Linked DNA regions of Homo sapiens: region 1 is linked to region 2. A link is a contact called in ENCODE Hi-C or POLR2A ChIA-PET data. All regions are on one chromosome and are shown on one strand. Each heading gives the region's core, a stretch centred on a gene start or an enhancer-like site at or near the end of the contact. The rest is flanking DNA. Distances are from core to core; before and after follow the strand shown. Region 1 overlaps LINC02227 (long intergenic non-protein coding RNA 2227). Region 2 has its middle 120 kb from the start of LINC02227.

The links. Hi-C counts contacts between places; a loop is a spot of excess contacts on that map. ChIA-PET counts read pairs that join two places held with the same protein, here RNA polymerase II (POLR2A). Pooled maps may share reads with other maps.
Region 1: a map of Ramos shows a loop between it and region 2 (2.2-fold over the local background). The contact joins two enhancer-like sites. A Hi-C loop is called at or near these places in 2 of 168 maps with a recorded cell type or tissue (OCI-LY7 and Ramos) and 2 of 50 pooled maps. POLR2A ChIA-PET finds 5 or more read pairs at or near these places in 3 of 52 experiments (H1, RWPE1 and WTC11).

Annotation. Positions count from the first base shown.
Region 1 is chr5:158,396,536-158,402,273 of GRCh38, reverse strand. The region is part of intron 1 of LINC02227 (long intergenic non-protein coding RNA 2227); the gene reads left to right. Among named protein-coding and RNA genes, the nearest start is that of LINC02227, 10 kb to the left of the region's middle. Within about 2 kb of position 3,578, at least 3 of the 41 ENCODE cell types and tissues checked have a DNase peak (open chromatin) inside an H3K27ac peak, as active enhancers do.
Region 2 is chr5:158,284,697-158,289,685 of GRCh38, reverse strand. No RefSeq gene overlaps it. Among named protein-coding and RNA genes, the nearest start is that of LINC02227, 120 kb to the left of the region's middle. Within about 2 kb of position 1,850, at least 2 of the 41 ENCODE cell types and tissues checked have a DNase peak (open chromatin) inside an H3K27ac peak, as active enhancers do.

The DNA of each region.
Region 1 (5,738 bases), core at 2,329-4,828, 110 kb before region 2:
TTTGAAGACATATATTACTTAAATAATTACTATAGTTCTTCAATTCTAAAACGAATATATTTTTCACATTTTAACATTTTTCAAATTGAGACATAAGACTGCAATCAACCTGTACATTTAACACAGTGTTTTCCCCCTCCACATAATAGCTGCTATTAAATTGATGATGCATCTTAAGTTAAAGTTTCTCTAAAAATTAAGGAAACATGGAAAGTGTAATTCCACTGGCTCACAGTTTTGTCAAAAGTGAGAAATTAAATCTTTTTATATAAAATTACTGTTAAGCACTATCTTCCTAATTGTTCTGTTTTTGTCTCACTTTCGTGGGGAAGATGACAATTTCATCATTTCCTCAGGTAATTCCCCAATCTCATTGTGTTACTCTGTCCTCTGGTATCATGCCTAAATCATGTCTCCCTGGATTAACTCATTATTCCAATTAAAGTCCTTGATATATGTCAAAGACATGCCCTTATCTGTGACAAAGCCATAAAAATGTGTTGCTTTAATTCCCTCTGTAAATCAGTTTTTCTACTCCATTCCCTTAATTATGTGCCAGTTTTCTCTGGAATCACTCCAATGTCTAGGATTTTTTTTCCTTAACCCAGAATGTTTCCAAAATATAAGTGTGGGAAACCAATATGGTCTGACAAACCTGCTCTTCCTCTTTAGTGATACCCTTTACACCCAGTTCCAGTGACTCCTTTCTCTTTGTCAAATGATTCAAAAAAGAATGAAACTATCTCTAGATTCATCCCGCATGCTTATTTGTAGGGGCATTTGTTCATCATAAAGACTATCCAATTTGATTTATTTTTCTATAGATAGCTAATTTTTCACTTTTTATCCTCCTATGGAATCTCTTATTATTATTTTTAACTCCGGAGTTATTTATTTAGTCTGGTAGTTAACACCAGGTGCTGTGGACTGGCATCATCAAGGAGTGGAATGGTATAACAGGAAGACTATCCTACCCCAATAGAGGTTTTTGTTTTTTTGTTTTGAGACAGGGTCTTGGTCTGTCATCCAGGCTGGAGTGCAGTAGTGCAATCTCATCTCAGTGTAACCTCTACCTCCTAGGCACAAGCAATTCTCCTGACTCAGCCTCCAGAGTAGCTGGGATTATAGGTGCACACCATCAAGCCTGGCTAATTTTTTTTTTTTTAAGAGATGGGGTTTCATCGTGTTGGCCAGGCTGGTCTCAAATTCCTGGCCTCAAGTGATCCACCCACCTCGGCCTCCCAAAGTGCTGGGATTACAGGCATTAGCCACCACGCCCTACCCCATATCCCAGTAGAGTTTTAGTTCAGGTTGTGATACTGACACACTATTTGGCTTTAAAGAAGGATTTAATGTCTCTGGGCCTAGCAAGCGGTTAGGAAGACAGAACTGGGTGATTCCTAAGACTTCTTCAGTTCTAACATTCCACAGTATCATTTCTTAATGGTCTGGTTAATATCTTTTCTGAGTTCTCATAGGCTCAAAATCAAACGAAGTCCTGGACCAACACCTGTAATATCTCGCCAAGCCTGCATTCATTACCCATATTCTGCATCTGTCAGGAGGTGACCATCCAGGCTCTTTCAAAGTCCATACCAAATGTACATGTGTGTTCATGCACACACATGCATGCACACACACTTAGCTTTGAAAGTGAGCATTTATGAAATCCAGTCCCACAGAAGTTCAGCTCTGTATCTTTTTTCCTGCTGGATATGCAAGAAAAAAGAAATGGTGTCCTTGTCCTTCACTCTGATAAGAAGGTGGCACACTGCCTTCCCCTCTGATAATCTAAATAAGGAACTATTTATCTGGAATGATTTATGCTATTTTCTAATATTCTGATTATAAAAACAGGTGAATATACCACAAACTTACCTTAATAGACTGTGGCCCGCCCTTTGCAATCTTTTTTGTGTATTTTTGGTTTAGGACATCCCTCCTTCATGCCCAGTCCCCTTGATAGGAACCAGCCATGCCTGGACTGAATAATCGCCATTATATGACTTCTCCCTAGTTTTGCAGTTTAGAATTCCATTCTTTTGGCTTCTGGGTTCATCTTAGATCACAATTTTGCTTGCTAAATTAAGAAGTAACTACCCAAAATCACACAGGCATGTATCAACACCTTTAATCTCCTAGGAGGCATATTGTCCTGACCTGCTGATTCATATAGTATGTGTTATGCTCAAATTACTGAAGAATTCCCTTACCAGCCTTTTGTCAATAGTTATTTTTGCAAGGTCTTCATTACTTCCTAATTGACTAAATTCATTTTCTTCATTTCTTTCATTAAAGACAGGCTTAGAAGTGACATCAATTTTGTAGCTTTTCTAATGGCTTTCTTCTTTCAGGCTTGTCCTCATTTCGAAACAGGTCTGTATTCTACCCTTAGCTTATATCATCTATCTATCTATCTATCTATCTATCTATCTATCTATCTACCTACCTACCTACCTACCTACCTACCTAGCTACCATCTAGCCATCTATCTATCATCTGTATTTTTGGATTTAATTGAGATTTTGAAAAGTCGCCAGTAACCGGATGTCTAGCTTTATAAACTTAGGTATGAATAACATTCCCCCTAGTAAGATTTCCCCCTTGCCTTAGTTCAATATGCATGGAACTACATGGCTGGACTAGGAGGAACCTGGCCTCTTTATTTCCTGACCATCATTTTCCCCTGATCTGGGCTTCTAAGATCAAGTCATCCTTGGTCTTTTTTACCTAGTGGATCCAAAAGTTTGATGTGCCTTCCCGAGGCTAGAAAATGCCCTACTACTATAAAAAGTTCATTGCCCCAGAATGAACTACATCTCACTGGGCTCTGCGTGCTGCATTCCTTGCCAATGCAAGTTCCTACTGAAGATTCAACAGGTCTTTCTTCAATGGCTACATTCAATTTGTTTCATGGCAAAAGTGCCCTGAATGCCCAAATTATAGTTGGGGTGTGTGTGTTTGTGTATGTGAGTTTTAATTCACTGAAAAAGTTGCTTCCCAAGGTTTAGTGTTGCACCTAGAAGATCTGAATCTGTGCATGTTCTGGGTTCTTCTGTTCCCTGGGCCCAGAAAAACCATTCCCTTTACCATTTTAATGGAGGGTTGAAGTCCTAGATCTGTGTCTTTCCAAATTATATAAATAACCCTCAGTCATTCGTTTTAGGAGCCTTGAAACCTCCCTTCACCAATGAGTCAGTAAAAGGCACCCTGGCCACTTTACTAGATGGAGACAGCCTAGAATTATAGAGAAAAGGAGGGGCTCCATCATGACTCTCTTAGAAGATCTTCAGGCTCCAAGGCAAATGTTCTTCCCCCTCCGTTGGGCTTGCTTAGCAATCGTTTTTTCTGGTCAGATACCTCACTGTACACTCTAAATATTCTTAAACATTAAAGCATTTTGCTAGTGGCTTCTTTTAGCATTTCCTTCTGAGACGCTATCCACACCTGGCTGACAATTTTAACCGTCTGTGTGGCTGGCCAACTTGGCTCAACAAACCACAGTAAGGGTGTGGGTGTTTTTCATTGAAGAAACTGCTTTTGCTGTTTTTACTGGCTTGACCAGTCAAGCGAATTAAAAGAAGTTGCATGTGCTTTTAAAAAATTAAACCATTTTTGGCACCTTGATCAGTGTTTTGTTGAAATCTAACTGATTTTTACTTGAGTTTGACACAAGTTGAGGTTTAAAATTGCTTTCATCTATAGACCTCCCCTTTCTATGAATAACCCACAGAGCCAGTCAACCCAGTATGAACATTCAGCTTGTCAGTTTTGCCATCTGCTACTTGGGCATAAAATCTAATGGTCCCCATTCATTGCTTAAGATCAAGATCTTTGAATATGGTAAGACCTAGAGGGGGTCTTTAGCCTGGTTTTGCCCTGCACTAGCTACATGACCTTGGGCAAATTACTTCCCTTTCTTTGTGCTTCAACCATCAAATGTGAAATGGGTTATTACTTTCTCTGTGATAAGTGCTCTTGAGGGTACAAAGATTATCAAAATAAGATCCCATGATCAATTAATTTATATTCTAAATGGAAGAAGAAGACAAAGACACAAATAGGTACATTGAGCAGTGAGTTCATGAGACATCTACGAAGGGCCATGGGGGAATTAAAGAAGGAGAGATTACTTCTCTGGGGAAGAGGGTTATCAGGAGGCCTCCTTGAAGAAGGTGATATTTAATGAAGAGTTTGATTCAACAGGCAGCAGTAAAAATAAGAAGAAATCAGCAATAGCAATAGCAATAGCAGCTAACACTTTTAGAATGTCTCCTGCAAGCCAGAGCCTATGCTGAGCAGGTGACTTGTACAATGTCACTCAACCCTTCCCACAGCCCCATGACTTAGGTATCATTAGCATATTTTATTTACAAGGCGGAGAGAGGTTCAATAACTTGCTGAAGAACATGCATCTTGTAAGGTTGTGCCTAGATTTCAATACAGAGCTTGTGTTCCTAACCACTGGGGATGTACTGCTTCCAGCTAGTTGGAAAGGGGGTGACAATAGAACCAGTAGGAAGAGTTTATACACACGCAAAAGAGGGCTGCAACAGTGTTCAAGGACAACTGGGTACTTATGTTTGGCTGCAGGAATGCATGAGAGAGCGGCAGGAGTAGGAGGTAAGGATGAGAACATAAGCTGAGGTCCCCATAGGGAGAGATGGCCTTTAGGAGCCCTGCAATCAGAGTAAGCCACACAGTCAGAGATTTGCTTCAGGAAGACGGATTTGGAAAGGAAGGTCACTAAGGCTGAACTGAACGGACTATGGACTGGTTGGGTTCAGGGGAAAGGAAGGTTGCTAAGGCTGAACTGAACGGACTTTGGACTGGTTGGATTCAGGGAGATGAAGGTGAGGCATGATTGCCAAGTTTCCATCAGGAGACAATGTGGAGGAAAGCATGTTGATAATTAGCGAGTGCCAATCAGATGTAAGATTTCTCTTTTCACTCATGCTCAAGTTGTGTAAGAATAGGGGTTCGCCATGCTTTTCTGTCACTAAAGAATATTCAGATTCCCCCAGAAAATCTCCCTCATGGAACAGGGTGGCAGCAGGGACACCTTCCAATGTCCTTTCTAAAATCATACGTCCATGCAATTTCCTAAGCCACAAGCACAACACACATAATGATAACTGAGTTCTTCATCCCTTCACATCCCTGTCAAGAAGAGGGTTAGAGGTAAAACAGAAAGGTACAGGGCTAGGGGCCAGTTTCAAACACATCCTAGTCACTTTCAATTTACATTATTTTGGACCAAGTCACTGATCTCTGTGCACCAAATTATCTCGTTAAATCCTCTTAACCACTCCAGGAGGCATAATGAATCCCATTTTGCAGGTGCAATAAACTGAAGCTCAAAAAAATTAAGGAAGGGCTGGGGTATGAACTCACATCTGCCATGCTCAAAAGACTGGGGGTTATCAGATCACTAAAGTCTTTAAAAATGTAACATTAATTTATTTGTAGTACTGACAGTCTCTATTTTAAGTACTCTAAAGTATGTGTAGCTCCTCAAGTGACCTTCCAATACTTCTTAATCTTATAACGCAGAAGTTTCTAGAACAATTTTTCCAAGCATCTTAGGTTTTGCTGAAAGAGTATCTTGCATAATTCCAACCCTGGCAAAACTCTCTTAATGATGTTATTTTACACCATAGGCATTGTGGTTGGCCTGAGTCAGCCATTTTTTTTTTAATTTTTTTCTCCCCCTACCCCCTTCTTTTCCAGTCAATATT
Region 2 (4,989 bases), core at 601-3,100:
CAATGTTCCAAATAACTTTCATGCTTCCACAGGTTCAATGTAATATGTGGTTATTTGGGAAGGCCCCTTCAAGAAAGGTACATTTTGAATAAGACTTAAAGATAAAGTGAAGACAGAAGACATGTGATGAGGCAGAGGAGGAACATTCCAGGTAGAGGGAACAGTACATGAAGAAGTGGCAAATATGAAATCATATTGGCATATTCAAGACTCTGGAAGAAGATAATCATAGCTGCACTGTCATGAGCAAAGAGAGGAGCAGTAGGAGATAAAGGCAGGCTAGGAGGACATTTGGGGGGTTGTCCCTAATCACTCAATGGTCTTCTAGCTGCTAACACCTTCGCGTGAATTAATTTACTGTACCTATAGGTAGAGGGTAATCCAAAGAAGACCAAAAATACAAGAAATTTCCACCCAAAGAATACAGGTTTGAGCAGAGGATCTGGATACCAAAAAGAAGACAGAATCACTTACCATCTTGCTAGCAAGTAAGGAATCACTCTGTCAGCAAGGTGAGGAGCTGAGGATCTACTGTATCTGTCAGGACTCAATCAGAGAGGCAGAACTACTAGAAGGGATATGTATACAAGCATATGAAAGGATTTCTTACAGGGATTTGACTTTACTTAATTGTGGCACTGGTTAAGCAGTTTCTCAAGGCTGTTGTCTTCCCATCTTATACTGGAGCTTAGGGCCTGCAAGGCAGGCCGGGGAAAGGGAAGATGGATGTAAAGTAAAGGAGAGCAAGAAGCTGAAAGCCACTGCATAAGCTGATGCTCACAAGGATGCACTGGAACCTATGTCAGTGCTCACTGCCTCTGACCTTGATGGTCTGCTTTTCCTACAGAGGCCAGAGCCCTTCATCTTGGAGATAGGCACACACATAGCCCAAAAGTTGGAGAAGCTATGCAGACCTGCCTAGCTGCTGCCTCATGCCAAAGAGGTGAGCCTACAGACAACTGACAGTGTGTGGAAGCTACAAAATGGCTACTGCTTCAGCTCCAGTCTCCAGATCTTATGAAAAGAAACTTTCTGCAGCCTACCCTAATGGGAACACATCAGGAAAGGGATTCTGGAATCCTGGGACATGCAGTTCAGTCTAATCAGTTGCTATATTACAAAGCCATCCATCAACTGAAGAATGGACTAGTAATGCCAAGTCCTGCCTATCTGCCGCCATCTCCTTCTACCCTGCTCCTACCCACATAGCTGTGATCATCTCTGGATTACACTAGGAATGACCAGGAAGTCCATTCTATAGGTTCACCAAGCCATCAGCTGTACTTACACACTCTCTCTTTCTCTCTCTCTCTCTCTCTGAATTTTTTTCATGTAAACCAAGAAACACACAGAGCCTCATCAGTTAGATGTCTGAGGGGATTTGTAGAGGCTGAGAAAGTAGAAGCTGAGTGAGGCTGAGGCGACCATTCAGACTGTGTACAAGCAAAGGAGAGTTGGAGCCGAGAAAAGCAATAATGAGAGAGACCTGGGGACGTTTGAAAAACAAAGAGAGGCCCTTCATTTCCTAGATTTCTCTTAGGGCTTCAGCTGTACTTTGCTTCCTGTGTAAACATACGATGGCCAATTGCAATAAAACTCCACTTTCTCCTTTACTTTTGCCAGCTGGGCTATGTTTATGTTTCTGGTGTTTGCAGTCAATCTCTGCCTGAGTCAGACAGCTGAGGTTGAAGGTAAGTTGGACCTGCTTCCCAGTTCTCCCTTGTTACCACATTCAGTGACCCAGACGGCACAAGTTGGAGGTGACTCAGTTCACATTCATGAAGATGTCTGTGAAGTCACAGTAACTTGGAATCAATGGTGAATAGAGCAAAAGCTACAGAAGTCACAGAAACGCTTCCCTCCTGCGCTGAGTGCTGGGCACGTCACCTCAGCAGAGGCCTCATAGCGGGGAAATCTCAACTCACTGCTCCTTGTAAAATGCACACTTGAGAGATGGCGCTCTTCCCAGAGCTGTCAATCTTTCAGCATTCACGATCCTGAAAATCAATTTAACAGAACGTTTTAAAGTAACTTTTTCAAACTTTATGCCAAAAAGAAAAAAAGAAAAGAAAGAGGGAAGTGCTAATTGCACTTTAGAGCTTCAGATGTTTTTTTCAGTCCAGGATCTCAAAGTATGTGATGAACTCTCATTTCACACAACCTTGCTTCACCCCTTGGTGGAAACAGATTGGTATTGTTGAGTTCATTTTACAATATGGATAAACTGAGGACCTTCTCAAGAAAGATGAGAATGCCATCATTTCCAATTTCCCACTTCAAGAGGAATTAAGGAACAGCGTGGCTCATTTAAATCACAGACCTTATAAATGCCACTGGCTGAGATAATATGTCAGACATATTTCATTTGCAAATACTCCACTCAAGGTGTTGCTTCGTTGGTCACTATATGCCTTCCCCACTAGGTTGAAAACAAATGGACAGCTGATAGCTCACATCTTTACAATTCTATAAATAAAACTATTAAGAGAATGCATCCATCCCACCTTCATTTTCTGAAAACTTCAGAGAGGAAATCTGAGTGAGGGATTTGGGTGGGTGGCCAAAGTGGACCAATTTCTGTGGCCAGAGAGAGAGATACTGTGATTGGCCAGGTCTGGGTCACATGGTCACCCCCATGGCCAATGGAAGCAGAGAACATTACCAGGAAGAAGAAAGAGAGCTAGCATAAACATAACCAGCTGGGAAATCGCTGTGGGCTGAGCAGCCACCCAAAATTGTGTGGTCAAGAAAGCTTCTACCTCAGCAACTAAGAAGTAGCCATAATGGGTACAGAAATACAGTTAGAAAGAATGAATAAGATCTAGCATTCTAGTAGTCAGTAGCACAATAGGGTAACTATAGTTCACAATAATTTCTCGTATAGTTTTAAATAACTAAGAGAGTGGAATTGGAATGTTCTGAACACAAAGAAATGATAAATGCTTGAGATGATAAATACCCCAGTTACTTTGATTTGATCATTACACATCCTATGCCTGTATCAAAACATTACATGTGCCCCATAAAGATATACAATTATTATGTAACCATAACAAATTAAAAGTTTAAAAAATTAAACTGCAAAAAGAGGTATATGTTAACCTACGTTATTCTCTCCCTGTCTTAAGCACTCTAATATAAAGATAACTCGTAGCTAAATCTTTGTGCACATTCACACTTGACTCCATAGGATAAATTCTTAGAAGTGAAATACCTAGATTAAATTTTTTGTTTGTTTGTTTGTTTGAAGCTTTTGATCTCCTTTGCTAACCTGCTTTTCAGAAAGGAAGTACAAATATATGTTCACACCTATATGTGAATGCTTTATCATTATTTTTATTTGCTTCCTAATTGAAGGGTGAACATGTAATAAAACAGCCTATGAAGGCAAATGAAACAGTAAAGAGAAGTAAAGGACCCAAATAAATGACCATTTAGACAATCAGGATCTGAACATCTGAGAAATGTTTGGACTGACGAGCTAGGAATTAAATTCAGGTGAAATGACAGATTATCCTAGTCCTATCTATGATCAAGGGCTGTGACTTTCCCGAATCAGGTAGCAGTGTGATCAAGAAGGGCCTTTCATGTCAGGCAGCTGAGCATTTAGGAGTAGCTGGCCATGCATAGCTCCCTTCCCTAGCCTCCACCGATGAGAAAGCAGGGATGCCAGTCTCTCTTGGCAGCAAGCAGATGAGAATGCATTTCTCAAAGATCACAGCCCCTGGAAGCCAAGGCAGCATACCTGTCAGAGGCAGACTCTGCCCTATAATTGCCCCTGATACACGGTGGGCTAATTGCCATTGCTGAAAATAATCTCCAAAGACTACAGCAGGCGTCATAAATAACGAGAGGCTCAGCGACAGCCCACTATGACAAGGTCTCAATCGCTCTTATCTTTTACTAGAGTGGAGCTTGTGCATTTGTGTTACTAATGAATCTTTTTCATTTGTGCAAGTGATGTTTCCATTTGACAATGACATGAACATAAAGTGGAAGTTAATTTACTCCATTGCAAGAGGTTCATTATTTAACCTGACGTTGAGGACAAAACAATGTAGCTTAATAGATGACAAATAGAAATTAGTTGTGATGAATTTTGCCATTTAATTCTAGCAGACTCACTGAATGTTTGCCATAAACATGGCAAGAGAGCCAGGGTTACCTTCTCTGTGGGTGGGACTTGCTTACTTTGGTATTTCCAGAGTATCATCCAAGGATAGAGAAGCTTCCATTGGGAAGTTCCATTGGAAACAATTTCCAGTTACACAGTAAACTTTGGAGACTAATGACGATGCCCTGCCAGTGGGTCAAATTTTATTAGACTTTGTTCCTTTAACACTGGAAAAACAATTGATTTGCAAGGCTAGACACTAGAAGTTGTATTGAATATTGATCGTTATTAGCACTGGTGCCTAAAACTCTATGCTTGTACATTTTTGTTCTTGCACATGGAGGTAGCTGAGCGATAACAGGAATGGGCTATAATTCTAGAATAAAATGGAACTTGTGTTTGAATCCAGGTCAACTAGTTAGGAACTGAGTGTGCTTGAGTTATTCAACTTCTCCTAGCCTCAGTTTCCTCTCCTATAGAATGGGGATGATAATAGCATTTACCTCATAGTATAGATCACATAGGATCCTGAGAAGAGAGAGATACATATAACTTGTAATTTTTATGGCATTGATGTCCTTAAATAATGGTTAGTCAGTGATTCTACTTTTTTCTTCCTCTACCTAAATAGGCTCCCTGTCAGAAAACCAAGATATGTCATTTATACTTTCAAATAATCAGCATGCTCCTTCTCCCATAGTTATTTGCACTTGCATAGGCCTTTTCACTGCAGAGAGGAAGACTCTGTCCCCAGTTTAAGTAATTTTAGGTCCAATTAATTGTATAATGAAGAAAGAAAGGAGGAAATCATTTTAGGCAAAAAGGACAGGCTGTGCAAAGGCTCTGTGTTAGTAGGGAATGTGAGAAATACAAGA